2 separate regions of the Homo sapiens genome follow, and region 2 is linked to region 1. Evidence: chromatin loops called from intact Hi-C (ENCODE). Cell type or tissue: mammary epithelial cell. All regions are shown on one strand. Each heading gives the region's core, and the rest is flanking DNA. Links, peaks and the distances in the headings are about the cores only.

Region 1 (7,522 bases), core at 1,844-4,343:
TTAAAAAGCATTTATTGAATAACACTTGTTGAAACAAGTGAAGTAAAACATAGATAGGTGGGAAGGCAAAATTACAATTCAGGATAATCTGCATCAAACACAATAAACCTACATAAGATTGGAGGCACTGTGATGTAGTGGTTAATGGCCTGGGTATATTGGTCAGACAAATCAGGTTTAAACTCAAGGCAGAGCTCTTATTAGCTGGGTGATCTTAGACAACTTACTGGGTCTGTCAAATCCTGTTTTCTCATCTGCAAAAAGAGAATCATGGCACCACTCCTAGAGAATTGTAGTGAGGATTAAATAAGATAACATGTCTTAGGTGCATGCCACAGGCCAATCAGGTAATAAGCATGTGCTAACTGGGGCTATTTAAAACCCAGTGGGGTAAGTACAGTCCTAGTTCATTCATCAATTCCCCCAGGAGGTATTTTTGATGCCCCCACAGCACCCCACCTTCCACCCTGCAAGGCTGGGCTAATGCTCCTTCTAAAAAACATATTCCTATAACATTTTATTCCACGCTTACTTAGGAACCCATTCCATTTTCCAATTAGTGGTCTAACTCTCTCCACCAGCCTGTGAACAACTGAAGCACAGGACTGTGTCTTGTTCCCCACTGGCTCTCCAGGCCCTGCCACAATGCCGGGTCTATGCAAACACTCAGAAAGCAAAAAATTTCAAAATGAGTCGTAGGCCCTGCGCAGTGGCTCACGCCTGTAATCCCAGCATTTTGGTAGGCTGAAGTGAGAGGATCGCCTGAGGTCAGGCGTTCAAGACCAGCCTGACCAACATGGTGAAACCCCATTTCTACGAAAAATACAAAAATTAGCAGGACATGGTGGTGGGTGCCTGTAGTCCTGGCTACTCGGGAGGCTGAGGGAGGAGAATCGCTTCAACCCGGGAGGTGGAGGTTGCAGTGAGCTGAGATTATGTCACTGCACTCCAGCCTGGACGACAGAGAGACACTCTGTCTCAAAAAAAAAAAAAAAATTAATTAAATAAATAAAATAAATTGTAGTTTAAAAAGAAATTGTTGGCAGGCCACATCAGATAAGTAATGCAAAAAGGTTAACATAGTTTTGTCATCTAGCTTAGTGCATGGAATGCCCACAGGCTTTAGCAATGGAGGAGTCTGCATTTTAGGTCGGGCTTTACTGCTTGGTGGCTGTGCGACCCTGGGAAAATTAATTAATTGCTCTGAGATTCCCATTTGCCATCTCTAAAATGGGGATAAAACAACAAATAAAGTGTGTAATGTGTCTGGCATATAGTAGGCACCTATCAAATGGAAATAGCTGATTTTGTTAGTGTCATCTAAATTGTGTTAATACCTTTGCTGATGTTTTGGGAAACTTACAATAAATAGCATACAATTTCATTGGCCATGTAGATAACGGTAGCAAACATTTATTGAAGATTTTTTTTTAAATCTGCCAGGCACTGTCTCCAGTGCTTTATTAATCTGTTCAGCATCCTAAGAACTCTATGAGATAATGTGCCATGATGATCATCATCCCATTTTACAGGCGAGGATATTGAATAAAGAGAGATTAGCAACGTGCCCTGTGCATAGTTAGTAAATTACAGAGCCTAGACTCAAACCCAGACACCAGGTCCATACCCTTGACCAAGCCAAGAATATAACTTCAGAAAAATGCACTGTGGAAGGAAGACTGAGATGCCAGCCTCTACTCTGCTTTTTATGAGGCAAAGTCGCTCCAGCTCTGAGACTTCATCTCCCTTCTGTAATGTGAAGGATCATGCTTGTCCTCACAGGATTACAAAGTCAAGTACAGACATACTGCTTTTTGTTTCCATAATGGTCTCCTGGAAACCACATTGTGAGGTAAATCATTGCCAAGTGTTGCATATTTTCCCATAGGAATGATGTTCTAATTGCAGGTTATATTCCTGAACAAGGCCTCAGAATCAAGCAAATCATTAATATGACCCAAAATGTGTCAAAGGAGAAGATATTAAACAACTATAAACCTTTAGCATCCTTTTAAGAATAAAATTGTCTTCCAGGTTCTGCAAAATAGGCACATACAAACTATTCCCGGGTTAAGCAAGTACATGAAGAGAAAAAGCACTGCTAACAAACTGAGCCCATATGTTGAGTATTCTTGCCTTTAATAACACTTAATTAGTAATGGTATTGCTCTTTTTAGAATTTAGAATAGTTTTGGAGGCAATCATTTAATGGCTTATGGCTTACATTATTGTTTTCTGTGAAAAGCAGAGGCATTGAAAATAACTCCAGTGATCTCCCTGTTCCTCTTAAAATGGGGATTAGTGTTTTCCAGTTTAGTCACTACAGAGTCCAAATATTTAAGGCACCCCTAAGAACTGGCGGTTTGGGGGCAGAGATGCCTCTTGAAACTGGTCTTTTAATTTATTTTCTGTTCTGTGATTCAACTTCGCCTCCACCCCACTCCCCCTCTTCCATGTGAGGGACAGTTAGAAAGATGGGGAACCTAGCAGGTTGGAAAATATTGAGCTTCTTGTTCCGTTGCCGCTTTATTAATAGAAGGTATCTGGGGGTTGATTGAATGGATAAACACCCAAAAGAGACAAAAGTAGAGACCCTACTGTCCACATGAAACTGAAGTGAAATAGTGATGTACATTGACCTAAGCTGTGAGGACTAAAGCATTTGGAACAATGATGATTATGTCTGTTACTAAATAGAAAAATCCATTTACAGTACAATAAGCGTAATATGATTCCATCATTGTAAATAATTAAAACACAAAGAAATTTCAAAGCATAGCTATATTTTAGCAGGAGAATTACAGTGATTATGTTTTCCTTTTGCCGCTTCCCTAAATGTTTTTATCCTTCTACAAAGGGCAGATTCTTTGCGATCCTTTTTTTCTATTTCAAAAGAAAAAGAAACTTGGACTGATAGATGCTTGTCTGTTTCTATTTGCTCTGGTATGAAACCCTTCAGCAACATTTGTAGGCTGGTATGTGGTATGTGGTTTCAGTGCATACCCAGGAATTGACCATGTCTTGCCCTATGATAACATATTAATTAATAAAATAGGGCTGTTCATATCACTAACTGAGAATTGAGATGTTAACATTTTTAGCCCATATGAAAATTTCTAGAGTGTCCTGTAATTCTGAGTTACTCCAGTAGATGGCAGGGTTGTACAAAAACAGCCAATCAATTGAGGCTGAAGGACTAGAGAAAGATTTTTGCTGTCTTTCTAGAAGAGCCCTCCCTCCCTCAATGGACAAATCACCGGAATGAGGTGAATAATAAAAACGGTATTTTCTTCCGTAGTACAATGTGGATGGTGTTAATGGGAAAGTTATTTTATCTATTTAAATACGTATGTATTTGGTAATTCTCAGGCCGGATGTTTTTATCCACGATATTAACAGAGAGGGTTAACCCTCTCTCTCCCCGCCCACCACCAAGTTTAACAACTCTTTGGTTTAAAGAAAGAGGGTCTCAGAAACCTTAGCTGTATTTTTATTTCTTTTCCTATATTACTACTCTGAGGTAAAGGTACGAAGTGAGGGATTGACACCCTTTTTTGTTAAATGTTTTCCTTTGTTTTATATCTGAAAAAGTACAACTGGGTGGTGGAAAGATCAGATGCTTTGTACCCTAAAGGGTTCTCATCTTGGGTTTTCCACTCACCCCCTGGGCTGATTCCCTGATTTCTCCAAGCCCCAGGTTCCTCATCTGGGACAAATGGAGCTAGCAGCAAGTTCCAGATGTGTGTCTCTAGGGATTAGCTGTTTACATACACACAGCTTGCTGACATGCCCTGCACAGCATGGATCCCCAATAAATGGTGGCGATTCATACTAAAATCAGTATTGCCATAGGATCACATTGATGGATTAAACTATCCCACGATTAATTTCTGCTTTTATTCAATCTTCCAACATTGCCTTAAACTGAGGCAAGATAATTTTGCCAGCCTTGAGGTGGGATCTGTGTCTTTTCTTTTCTTTCTTTCTTTCTTTCTTTTTTTTTTTTTTTTTTTTTTTGAGATAGAGTCTCGCTCTGTCACCTAGGCTGGAGTGCAGTGGTGCGATCTCGGCTCACTGCAACCTCTGCCTCCCAGGTTCAAGCCATTCTCCTGCCTCAGCCTCCCGAGTAGCTGGAACTACAGGCGGGGGCCACCATGCCTGGCTAATTTCTGTTATTTTTAGTAGAGACAGGGTTTCGTCATGTTGGCCAGGCTGGTCTTGAACTCCTGTCTTCAGGTGATCCACCCGCCTCGGCCTCCCAAAGTGCTGGGATTACAGGCGTGAGCCACCGTGCCTGGCCCTATGTCATTTCTTAAAGAAGTGTGGACATCAGCAACTACCTTAAAGTGATATATGTATACTAGAGTGCTGTCTTCACCAGAAACAAAATACTGTTGTTTTTTGTTTCGTTTTGTTTTAAATAGGGTCTTACTCTGTCGCCCAGGCTGGAGTGCAGTGACATAATCATAGCTCACTGCAGCTTCAACCTCCTGAGCTCGAGCGATCCTCTTGCCTTAGCCTCCCAAAGTGTTGGGATTACAGGCATGAGACACCATGCCTGGCCACAAAATCCTGTTTTAGTAAAGAAGATGACGGTTATTGCTTAAGCACATGCATTGATGGTGGAGGGATGATGTTTGCCCAGGAGGGCGACTGGGGACTCATGATCTCATGCCCCAAATGGATCTTACACATCATATGACTCAACATACTCGTTGTACAGACAAGAAAACTTAGGCCCAACATGGGTTTCGTTTTTAAATTTTTCTTTTGAAATAATTTTAAACATACTGAAAAGTTGCAAAATTGTACAAAGAGTTTCTATATACCCTTCATTCAGTTTCTTCTAATACATGGCCATAACATAATCTTACATAACCACAGTAAGTTATGTAAAGAAATTAAGGCTGGGTGCAGTGGCTCATGCCTATAATCCCAGCATTTGGGAGGCCGAGGCGGGCCGATAACCAGAGATTGGGAGTTCGAGATCAGCCTGGCTAACATGGTGAAACTCCGTCTCTACTAAACATACAAAATTTTCTGGGCGTGGTGATGTGTGCCTGTAATCCCAGCTACTCGGGAGGCTGAGGAAGGAGAATCGCTTGAAGCCAGGAGGTGGAGGTTGCAGTGAGCTGGGATTGCGCCACTGAACTCCAGCCTGGGCGACAGAGTGAGACTCGGTCTCCAAAAAAAAAAAAAAAAAAAAAAAAGATTTTGAACACAGCTACAATACTGTGAACTGAATCTACTAACCTTTTTTGAATTCCTATTAACATCCTTTTTCTGTTCAAGGCTCAGCCTAGGACCCTGCGTGGCAATTAGTTGTCATGACTCCTTAGTCCCCTCTAGTCTATAACAATTTCTCAGGTTTTTCTTGCCTTTCCTGACCTTGTCACTTTTGAAGACTACGAATCGGTTATTTCATAGAATGTGCTTCAATTTGGGTTTATCTGATATTTTCTCATGGATAAAGGAGGTCAAGCATTTTTCGCAGGAATGCCATGGAAATCAGATTGCGCCCTTCTCTGTGCATCAAATGACGTCCTATGTCTCTTTCTACAGATATGAACCTTCATTCCCGGTCAAGGAGGTGACTACCAGTTTTTCCAAAGTAAAATGACTATTTTCCCGTTAGTAATTGGTTAATAAATGTATCTGGGAAGATACTTTATGCAAATATCTTGTTTCTCCTTAAACTTATAGCCACTAATTTTAGCATCCTTTGATGCCTACAACCATTTTTACTGTGGGGTTTCCCCCCATTTCCTCTTTTCCCTCTGCATGTATTAATAGGTTCTGTAACGAAGATGTGTCCCTTCTCTCCCATTTATTTACTACGTTACATCACTGTGGACTCATGGATATTTACTTCCGTCTATGGCTTATAATCCAATGCTATTACCCTTTCTTGATTGCTCAAAATTACTCCAGCTTTGGCCATTGGGAGCTCCTTCAGGTGGGCTCTGTGTTCTTCTGACATGGCTCCATCCTTTGTGGCTACTTCCTTGTATTCTGGCACATGATGTTCCAGGCTCTTTTTTTTTTTTTTTTTTTTTCTGAGACGAAGTCTTGCTCTGTCACCCAGGCTGGAGTGCAGTGGCACAATGTCACCTCACTGCAACCTCCGCCTCCCAGGTTCAAGCAATTCTCCTGCCTCATCCTCCCAGGTAGCTGGGATTACAGGCACCCACCACCATGCCCAGCTAAGTTTTGTATTTTTAGTAGAAACGGGGTTTCACCATATTGGTCAGGCTGGTCTCAAACTCCTGACCTCAGGTGATCCACCCGCCTCGGCCTCCCAAAATGAGGCAATTACAAGCATGAGCCACACTGTGCCAGGCCTCCAGGCTCATTTTATATTTTGCCTGCCCCAGTCCTGGAGTCACCAACTTCTCCAAGGAGCATGGTTCCTTTTATTCAAGAGTGATATTTAGAAACTAAGATCTAAGCACTAAATGTATTCATTGCTACTAGAGAGTCATTGTTTCTAGGACCTTCCAGCAGAGCAAGGAACTGTGTGTACGTATACTAACTCATGCAGGCACACACATCTGTATATGCGTGTGTCTGTCTGCCTGCCTATCTATCATCTACTCAACCGCCCACACACACATATGTATGTATGTGTGTGTATATATATACATATGTATATATATGTATGTATATAAATGTGGGTTTATACTGAGATCTGTAACTCGAATAAATTCCACGGGTTCATTTTTGCCTTGCCCCTTTCCTTATGTATAACATCTTTCTCCAACAGTGAGAAACTTGACTCTTTATCTGATCTGGTATATAATTCTAGTATCCTTGTTGGAAAACAAATTTACTAACTACATTACAATAATTTTACACTGTTTCTTTAGACGTTAGCCTTCCACTATCAAGTCAAAATTATGTTTTTCAAATTTACTTAGGTTTTTCTAAGGTATGGGAAATTTTGCTATGATTCTAAAATCAAAGTTATAAAAAGTCTATGCTCAGAGAAAGGTTACTTCCTCCTCGTTCTTGCTAGCCTGTTCCCATTCTCTCATCCTTTCTACCTGGTTCCCTGCCATTCTTTGTAGATAACCAATGTCTTTAATTTATGGTTTATAATTCCTATATTTCTTTTGCACAAAAAAGCAGATACAGTTATATTTTCTTATATCTCTTTTCTTACCTAAAAGGTAGCATATAATAGAAAGGCTTATAAACTTTGCCTTTTACACGTAACAATATATCCTGGAAAGTGCTCTATCTGTTCACAGAGATCTTCCTCTTTATCTTTGATAGCTGTGTAGTATTTCATTGTGTGGCTTTATCATAGTTTGTTCAACCCACATTCCTATAGACAGACATTTACATTGTTTCCCAAATTTTTCAATTATAAACACTACTGTAACAAATAGCTGATACATATAATTTTTAAAATGTTAGACGTGTATCTTCAAGGTAGATTTTTAAAAGCAGGATTACTGGGTCAAAAGGTAAGTACAGCTGTAGTAAACAGACTGACAGCTCCTCGAAATGTTACACAGAG
Region 2 (7,522 bases), core at 3,212-5,711, 740 kb after region 1:
ATACATATCACTTTCTGAAGTACAGGCTGTAAAACTAGGAGTTATAAATGTCAGTTTTGATGTGTGTTTTAGTGGCTTCAAACATCCCCAGTGGAGGAAACAAGCAGGCTGTTACTATGGAAGTTCCTTGTATTACACAGGGACCTACCAGGACTGGCAGTAATTGGTAACACTTGGAAAATCTATGGGGAAAGCAGTTCCCAGATCACTGAAAAAATCCTGGGCTTAAAATCAGAAGATCTGGGTCTGAGGATCAGCTATTTCATTCTGTGTGTTACGCTACTTTATGAGCATCTTTGAGAGCTTGGGGAAATCTCTTTACCTACACCTCAGCTGCCTCATCTGTTAAATACCAGGCAAAAGGCGTTCTCATGAAAAGTGCATGAGATGATGTGGAAACTCAGAACTACCTAGACTCAACGGAATTAACTTCACTCCTAAGGTTGGGTCCATGGATCATGTACCTGACCAGGAATGATAGCAGATGTAGATGCTACAGACAGACCTCTTGGCTAAATCACGACTAGACAATCCCAAAGGGTAAATATCAAACAGGGGCCATTTTTCATTTTTGGTGTTGGTTCAGGGATCTCTCTCAAAAATAAATGGTGGCCAGACATAATGGCTGACGCCTGTAATCTCAGCATTTTGGGAGGCCAAGGTGGGAGGATTGCTTGAGCCTAGGAGTTTGAGACCAGCTTGGGCAACATAGAGAAACCTCATCTCCATGTCAAAAAAAAAAAAAAAAAAATTAGGTAGGCATGATGGCATACACCTGTAGTCTCAGCTATCTGGGAGGCTGAGGTAGGAGCATCACCTGAGCCCAGGGAGGTTGAGGCTGCAGTGAGCCATGATCTTGCCACTGCACTCCAGCCTGGGGGACAGAGTAAGACCTTGTATCAAAATAAAATAAAATAAAAGGAAAGGAAACTGTCCATCACATAAGTGGCTTACACATCGGTATATGTGGCCATGCCTCAGCCCATGTGCTCTAGTGATTTCTGCCACTCTGGGCAATAAGGGCAAATTTGCATCCACGCCTTTGGTCTTTGAGGGGGAATGGCTCACAGTCTTCCTGGTTTGGGAACCTGCAGATAATAAGGAGGCCTGCCCACCGCAGAAGCATTTGCACAGTGTGAATGCCTGGAAGCATGGTGCTAATGTTTTAGCCAATTCCTCTGGCTCTTCCTCACCATCCCATGCTTGGAGTCTCATCAGTCAGCTCTCATCTCAAATTCTGACATTCACTAAGTTGGGCCAACTAAGAGGGGTGCTTAAATTTGGAGCAGAAATCATTTTGAGGAATAAATTTGGAATTAGCATCTTGGTACTGGCTCCAATTAAACAGTCCCTGAGCACAAGTGATGGAGCATGAGTCCAGAGTATGTTTTTCAAATCTTCATAATTTAGTATTTATAGGTATTCCTAGACATTTTGTAGGAAAAAGAAGACTGACCAGCAAGGGATTATAGTTTGCTTTGCCCTCTGTTAGACTTCCTTCTCTCAGGGCTTTATTTTATTGGGTTGCAAAAAATCTGTCCCAATAAATATTTGTTTGATCTTTTAAATTTGCTTTCCAAAAATTTCCATTCAAATATAGCCAAGAAAAAGATTCATTTAGGGTTTTCTTCATATGTGTGTATCAAGATAAAGATAATATAACCTGGAATCCTCAAAGTTCTTAGACACAGAAGTCTAGCATTAAAATTTGAGTTTGTCTTTTTTTTTTTTTTTTTTTTTTTGAGACTGATTCTCGCTCTGTTGCCCAGGCTGGAGTGCAGTGGCACAATCTCAGCTCACTGCAGCCTCTGCTTCCCTGGTTCAAGCGATTCTTCTGCCTCAGCCTCCCAAGTAGCTAGGATTATAGGCCCCCACCACCACACCCAGCTAATTGTTGTATTTTTGGTAGAGACAGGGTTTCACCATGTTGGCTAGGCTGGTCTTAAACTCCTGACCTCAAGTGATCCACCCACCTTGGCCTCCCAAAGGAGTTTGTCTTTTATAGCAATGTAGGATCTGCTATTTTCTCTCCCTTTGACCTTGAGGTCCTCATTCAAGCAAGGGGGCATTTCTCTCTGACATTTATTAAGAATTTACTATTTGCCAGGTACATGCGTATCTATGCTATTTGAGACTACCAAATAGCTCTGTGAGGTAGATATTTTATCCTCATTTTACTGATAAGAAAAATGTGGCTTGGGTGGACTAAGTCATGCCTAAGGTCACTTGGTTGATACATAGCACAGTTTAGGTTTGGATTCTGGGCATGTCACTCCTGAGTTAGTTGCTGTGTCTCAGTGGCAGTGATAAGATAGGTTCAGGAGTCCTGAAAAGTGGATCTGGGTAAATTTTAGGAAAACATGGAGAGGGAGAAGGGAGTTCTAAAAAGATAATGGGATCAGCAAAGTTGAGATAGTTTGAGGTATATTTACATGTGAGAGGACACAAGCAACTAGTTTGGATACCGGAGTTGTTCTTTCTGGAAATTGCTCTTTCCAGAAACATGGAACTACGCACCAATGAAGAAGGTTGGTAAGTCCATACAGCAGAATCTAACATAGCCCTTAAAAAGCCAAGAGATTAACATGTGGGGTCTGTGTGTTGGCCACTAGTTAATCTCTTTTCTCTTCTAAAAAAATGGGGGAAATAATAGTACCTACTTCATAGGGATGTTGTGGAAATTAATGGAACAACTCATGCAAAATGCATAGAAAGGTGCCTAGCACATGGTAAGCACTCAGTAGATGTGAGCTGTTATTATCTACACATACTGACATGAAAAGATGTCCATGATATCTTTTATATCCATGTGAATAGAGGAGGCTGTGAAACAGCAGAAAGAGTGTGATTCCACTTTTGTAAGTATGTATATGTGTATAGGAAATATCTGGAAGCATACATATCTTAATGTTAGCAGTGTTAATCTCTGTGTTTATAAGATCATTCTTTTCTTTTTTAACTTTTATTTTAGGTTTGGGGGTACATGTGAAGGTTTTTTACATAGGTAAAGTCGTGTCATGGGGGTTTGCTATACAGGTTATTTCATCACTCAGGTATTAAGTGCAGTACCCAATAGTTATCTTTTCTGCTCCTCTCCTTCCTCCCCCTTTCCATTCTCAAGTAGACCCAACAACAGAGTCTTGAGTAGACTCAACAATAGTGTCTGTTGTTTCCTTCTTTGTGTTCATGAGTTCTCATCATTGAACTCCCACTTATATGTGAGAATATCTGGTATTTGATTTTCTGTTCCTGCACTAGTTTGCCAAGGATAATAGCCTCCAGCTCCATCCATGTTCCCACAAAAGACACGATCTTGTTCTTTTTTGTGGCTGCATAGTATTTCATGATGTATATGTACCACACTTTCTTTATCCAGTCTGTCCTTGGTGGGCATCTAGATTTATTCTATGTCTTTGCTAAGATCATTATTTTCTTATAAGCGTGAATAATTTTTATAATTAGGGAAACTTGGGTTCCAAAACCAATAAAACAAAAATAAATAAACAACACAAGGAAAAAAAATCTTTAGCTTCTTTGTTTCTTAATTCCAAGGCAAGTGAGAGAAGAGGAAAATGACAAGGTATAAGTCTCATTTCTGTTACCTTGACCAAGTTATTTAACATGGGTCTTATACCTCACAAGATTATTATAAGAAATCTAGCAAGTGAGTATCTGAAAGCACCTCAGCTCTCATAAATATTTCTGTTCACTCATGGCCTCTTTTGCAGACTTTAGGAGAAGGATTTTGTTTTCAGGGCTCAGAAATTTGACAACCAGAATTTTGCCAATAATAATAGTAATAACAACAATGACAAAACATTGTCCAAACCTCAATGACTCTTATTTATATTTATTTATTTATTTTTTAGATGGAGTCTTGCTCTGTCACCCAGGCAGGAGTGCAGTGGCATGATCTTGGCTCACTGCAAGCTCCACTTCCCGGGTTCATGCCATTTTCCTCCCTCAGCTTCCCGAGTAGCTGGGACTACAGGTGCCCGCCACCACGCCCGGCTATTTTTTTTTTTTTTTTTGTATCTTTAGTAGAGATGGACTCTTCTTTATTTTAAATAAAATAATACATGCAAGGATTTCAGTGTTCTTTTAATCCTCTTCTAAGTGGATGTTATTATCTCTGACTATTAAGGTGACTGGAGGCAACTTAGTGCCCAACACCCCTAGAGTTTACACAAGGAAACAAACCATGTATTCTCCAATCACCATTCATATGTTCCAGAATCTCTTCTGTGTCATTTGTATAATAATATTATTAAGCTCCATTAAAACCCACAGTAGACTCATTTTGGAATTAGTAGGAATATACAGACAGGTGAGCAAGAAAACAAAATCTCTCTTCTCTCTTTCTCTCTTAGCAGGAGCTTGTCCCAAAGTCTCCACTGATTAGAAAAAAAATTAATGCACCAAAACATCTCAAATCAAAATAAATCTTACTTTATAACCAAACATAAATATCACAATGAAAAGGTTGAGTGTGAGGGAGTACAGAAGGGCAATTGTTAGAATTGTTAGTCCTTTGGTGATTTTTTATCAAAATGGTTTGAAGCCTCAGGCTTCTCAATCTCAAGTCATAACTTCACTTTGTTCACCTCCTAGATGCAAGAAGTTATGTGATTTAAATAGATATTTTATTTAAAACTTAGCCATCATAATAAATTTATCTATTTCCAACACGTTAGACTAAAAGCTGACTGCCCTCTGGTGGGCTGTTTCTAAAATATTTAGCACCTCTTTAACTGGATTGTATCGTAAAATATTACACAGTGCCATGAGATTATTTTATAATTCAATTCATTTAAATAACAAAATTATCTAGGGAAGGGGAAAACTTTAAAAGGTTAAATATACTTTACGTTATATATACTTTATTAATGTATAAGCAAATTATACTTTGAGTTTAATTTCTAACTAAAAATTAGTTTTCCCTTTAAACAGAATTTATTTTAATTTCCAATTTCAATTAAAATGGTGGAAAAGAAAATGTTTGAGACTTCATTGCATTTTTGAAATAAAACAAAATGAAAAATTTTGAAATGAGAATATTTTGATAATTTTGTTATTTTTCAGTTGTTTATAGCAATGGGAAAAGTGTTTATCATACTTAAGTTTTGTTCCCTGTCATTGTTTAAATGTAATCTTACTGTTTGAAAAAAGCAATAGAAGTGAGATCATTATATTCCTGATCAGAAAGAAAAACAAAATGATTATACTGTTTAAGGAAAGAAAAAGCTTGAAAAATATCAGATCAAAGTGTAAGGGCTAAGCCGAGAATAAGTAGGAAAGCATATTTAGGGAGTATTGGTAAAATACTTCGGAATCCTAAAAATCCCCAGTGCAGTATCATTCCTGTCATACAACAGGATCTCATTCTCTTCTGTTTGCAATTCCTCTCTAACGCAGAGGTTTCAGTGAGCTGAAATCTCAAGCACACCAACGAACTGAAGTTCTTAGTTTTCATGTTGCTATTTGGACTGTGTATATTAACAAACTCGAGCCATCACTGGCTCCATTTTGTCAGACTGTTACCACTAATCGAGAATTCCAGCTCACATTTTAAATGATTTCCTTAGCACATATCTCATTCTTATGCCAACAAACCTTGTGAATAGTATGTGAATTCACACTTAAAAAAGTGATTTCATATAAATAAAGATTGGGTATGAAGAAGTCAAGAATTGGCAAACTACTTAAAAAAAAATCTCAGAGCCTCTGTAAGGAAAATGAAAATGAGTACCAAACAATTTATCTGGTTAATTTCATCAGTACCAGCAACAAATCTGAAAACTCCATTTAACATCCTCTTTCCTTTTCTTCTAGGTAACAGTTTCTTGGAAATGGCATAAAGATTTTTTTTGTCTTAATTCCATTTAACACTTGCAAATAAACCTTGAAAGAAAACTCTTCCTTCATAACAATAAAATTGAAGATTGCAATCAAGTCATTACAATAGGTTAATTCTGTGGCTGCAAATACTCAAATTTAAGTGAAGAAGCAGGTAGAGGAGTATTTAAATCCGTGCAGATCCCAAAATGCAACCTCTCAGGCAGAAACATTTTCAACTTGCAACAGCAACCAGAGTTTATTTCTCCAAAATAGTCAAGAAAGTCACACTTTAAAAAATGTTAACTGCAAGTATTTGTGCAAGCTAACATTTTTTCATGTTGCTTTTAAACTAATTAACATATGAAATGGCCTTAAAATGTAAAGATATCACTTCTGTGAGATTTGATTTTTTCCATTTCAAAAGAAAGCAAATAGAAACATGGAAGTGAAGAAGTGAGTGCTTAGTGAATTACTGCTTTAAAATTGTGATACAATTTACTGTTTTATGAAGGCTCACTGGAACTTAGTTTGAAAGCAGTAACAGCAAACCAGGCTATCAATTTTTCCTCACCCTGCAGAGACAACGCTGAAGCTAAAGGCTTTTCTCAGCGGTTTTGCTTTCTGTTGATTTCCCTCCTTAAACCTGAAGGAATTAGAAATCTCTGTTCAGCGGAATTCTTACAGTTTTTCATTTTTAACATTAGTTAAGTGTATAGAGCCTGAGCATGTAGCATCATTGTTCATGCTAAATGTTCTATTCGGTTGCAGAAAAATTTGAAACGAAATATTTGCTTGTGTAGGTTGAATCTATACTGCACAGAGTAAAAAAGGAGTCGTCTTACGTAGCATTTCCAGGTATGTAGAAACTGAATAACTAGCGTGTTTATGTGTGTATCTATCTAAATACATAATTCCAACAATTGTGTCTGAATTTGCAATCATCTGTACTCTCTCAATATTCATTAAATCAATATTTTTATAATTTAAAATGTGATTTTTACATCACAAATGTGTATCGGCTAACGGGCAGCTCTGCGACTTCTAGTAGGAAAGCTTCTCTCTGTATCCTCCGCTGCGCATTACTTTTTCCATCAACAGAGGGCACTCTGTCGTTTGCCAAGGAACTCTGCTACGTTAGGGGGCTGAGGGCTGGGAATGCAGCATCTGACAGAGGAGGTTTGCAGGCTTTGCTCCAATAACGGGCAGAAGCTCTGCCAACTGGTCAGTGTATAATTTATTGGAAATGCTACTGATCACTGAGACAACATACCTGAATGAAAGAGAACCCCATGATTTACAAAAGTCGGATGCAAGTGACTTTTAAGTCAGTGGTGTGTTATAATTTGAGTATCACCCAAACGGTTAGTGTTGGAAATCACCATATGCATACAATCCGAATGCATGCTCAAATACAAGCTCACCTTGTAGAGAGAGTGACAGCTTTGTTTATGTTGCCTGCCCTAGCCCTGAGTGCAGGAGTGTCTTTACCATGCTTCCTTCAGTACAACTTAAAAATATTATAGCTGTTTTATATTTGATCCAAGAAAAATGAAATAATTCCTCATATAGTAATCTATCTGGGTTGTAATTGACACGTTAGAAAGGTTCTAGGAAGCTTTTCCTCCACCACAGGTTATAGAGAAGATTTCAGGTACCAGTGCTATTAATTTTTCACCAGTCAAAG

Evidence for each region. Hi-C counts contacts between places; a loop is a spot of excess contacts. Peaks named below come from ENCODE experiments on the same cell type or tissue, not always from the same donor. Only the 100,000 strongest peaks of a DNase experiment are listed, where the experiment ranks them.
Region 2: it touches region 1 in a loop (18-fold over the local background); 46 of 110 quality-filtered maps call a loop at or near these places.

The regions. Positions count from the first base shown.
Region 1 is chr7:21,997,225-22,004,746 of GRCh38, reverse strand. No RefSeq gene overlaps it. Among named protein-coding and RNA genes, the nearest start is that of CDCA7L, 55 kb to the right of the region's middle. In mammary epithelial cell, for the core only: a CTCF peak has its summit at 3,155 (motif pointing right); a DNase peak (open chromatin) is centred at 3,236; H3K27ac peaks cover 515 bases.
Region 2 is chr7:21,253,667-21,261,188 of GRCh38, reverse strand. No RefSeq gene overlaps it. Among named protein-coding and RNA genes, the nearest start is that of SP4, 170 kb to the left of the region's middle. In mammary epithelial cell, for the core only: a CTCF peak has its summit at 4,724 (motif pointing left); no DNase peak of the experiment used is centred there.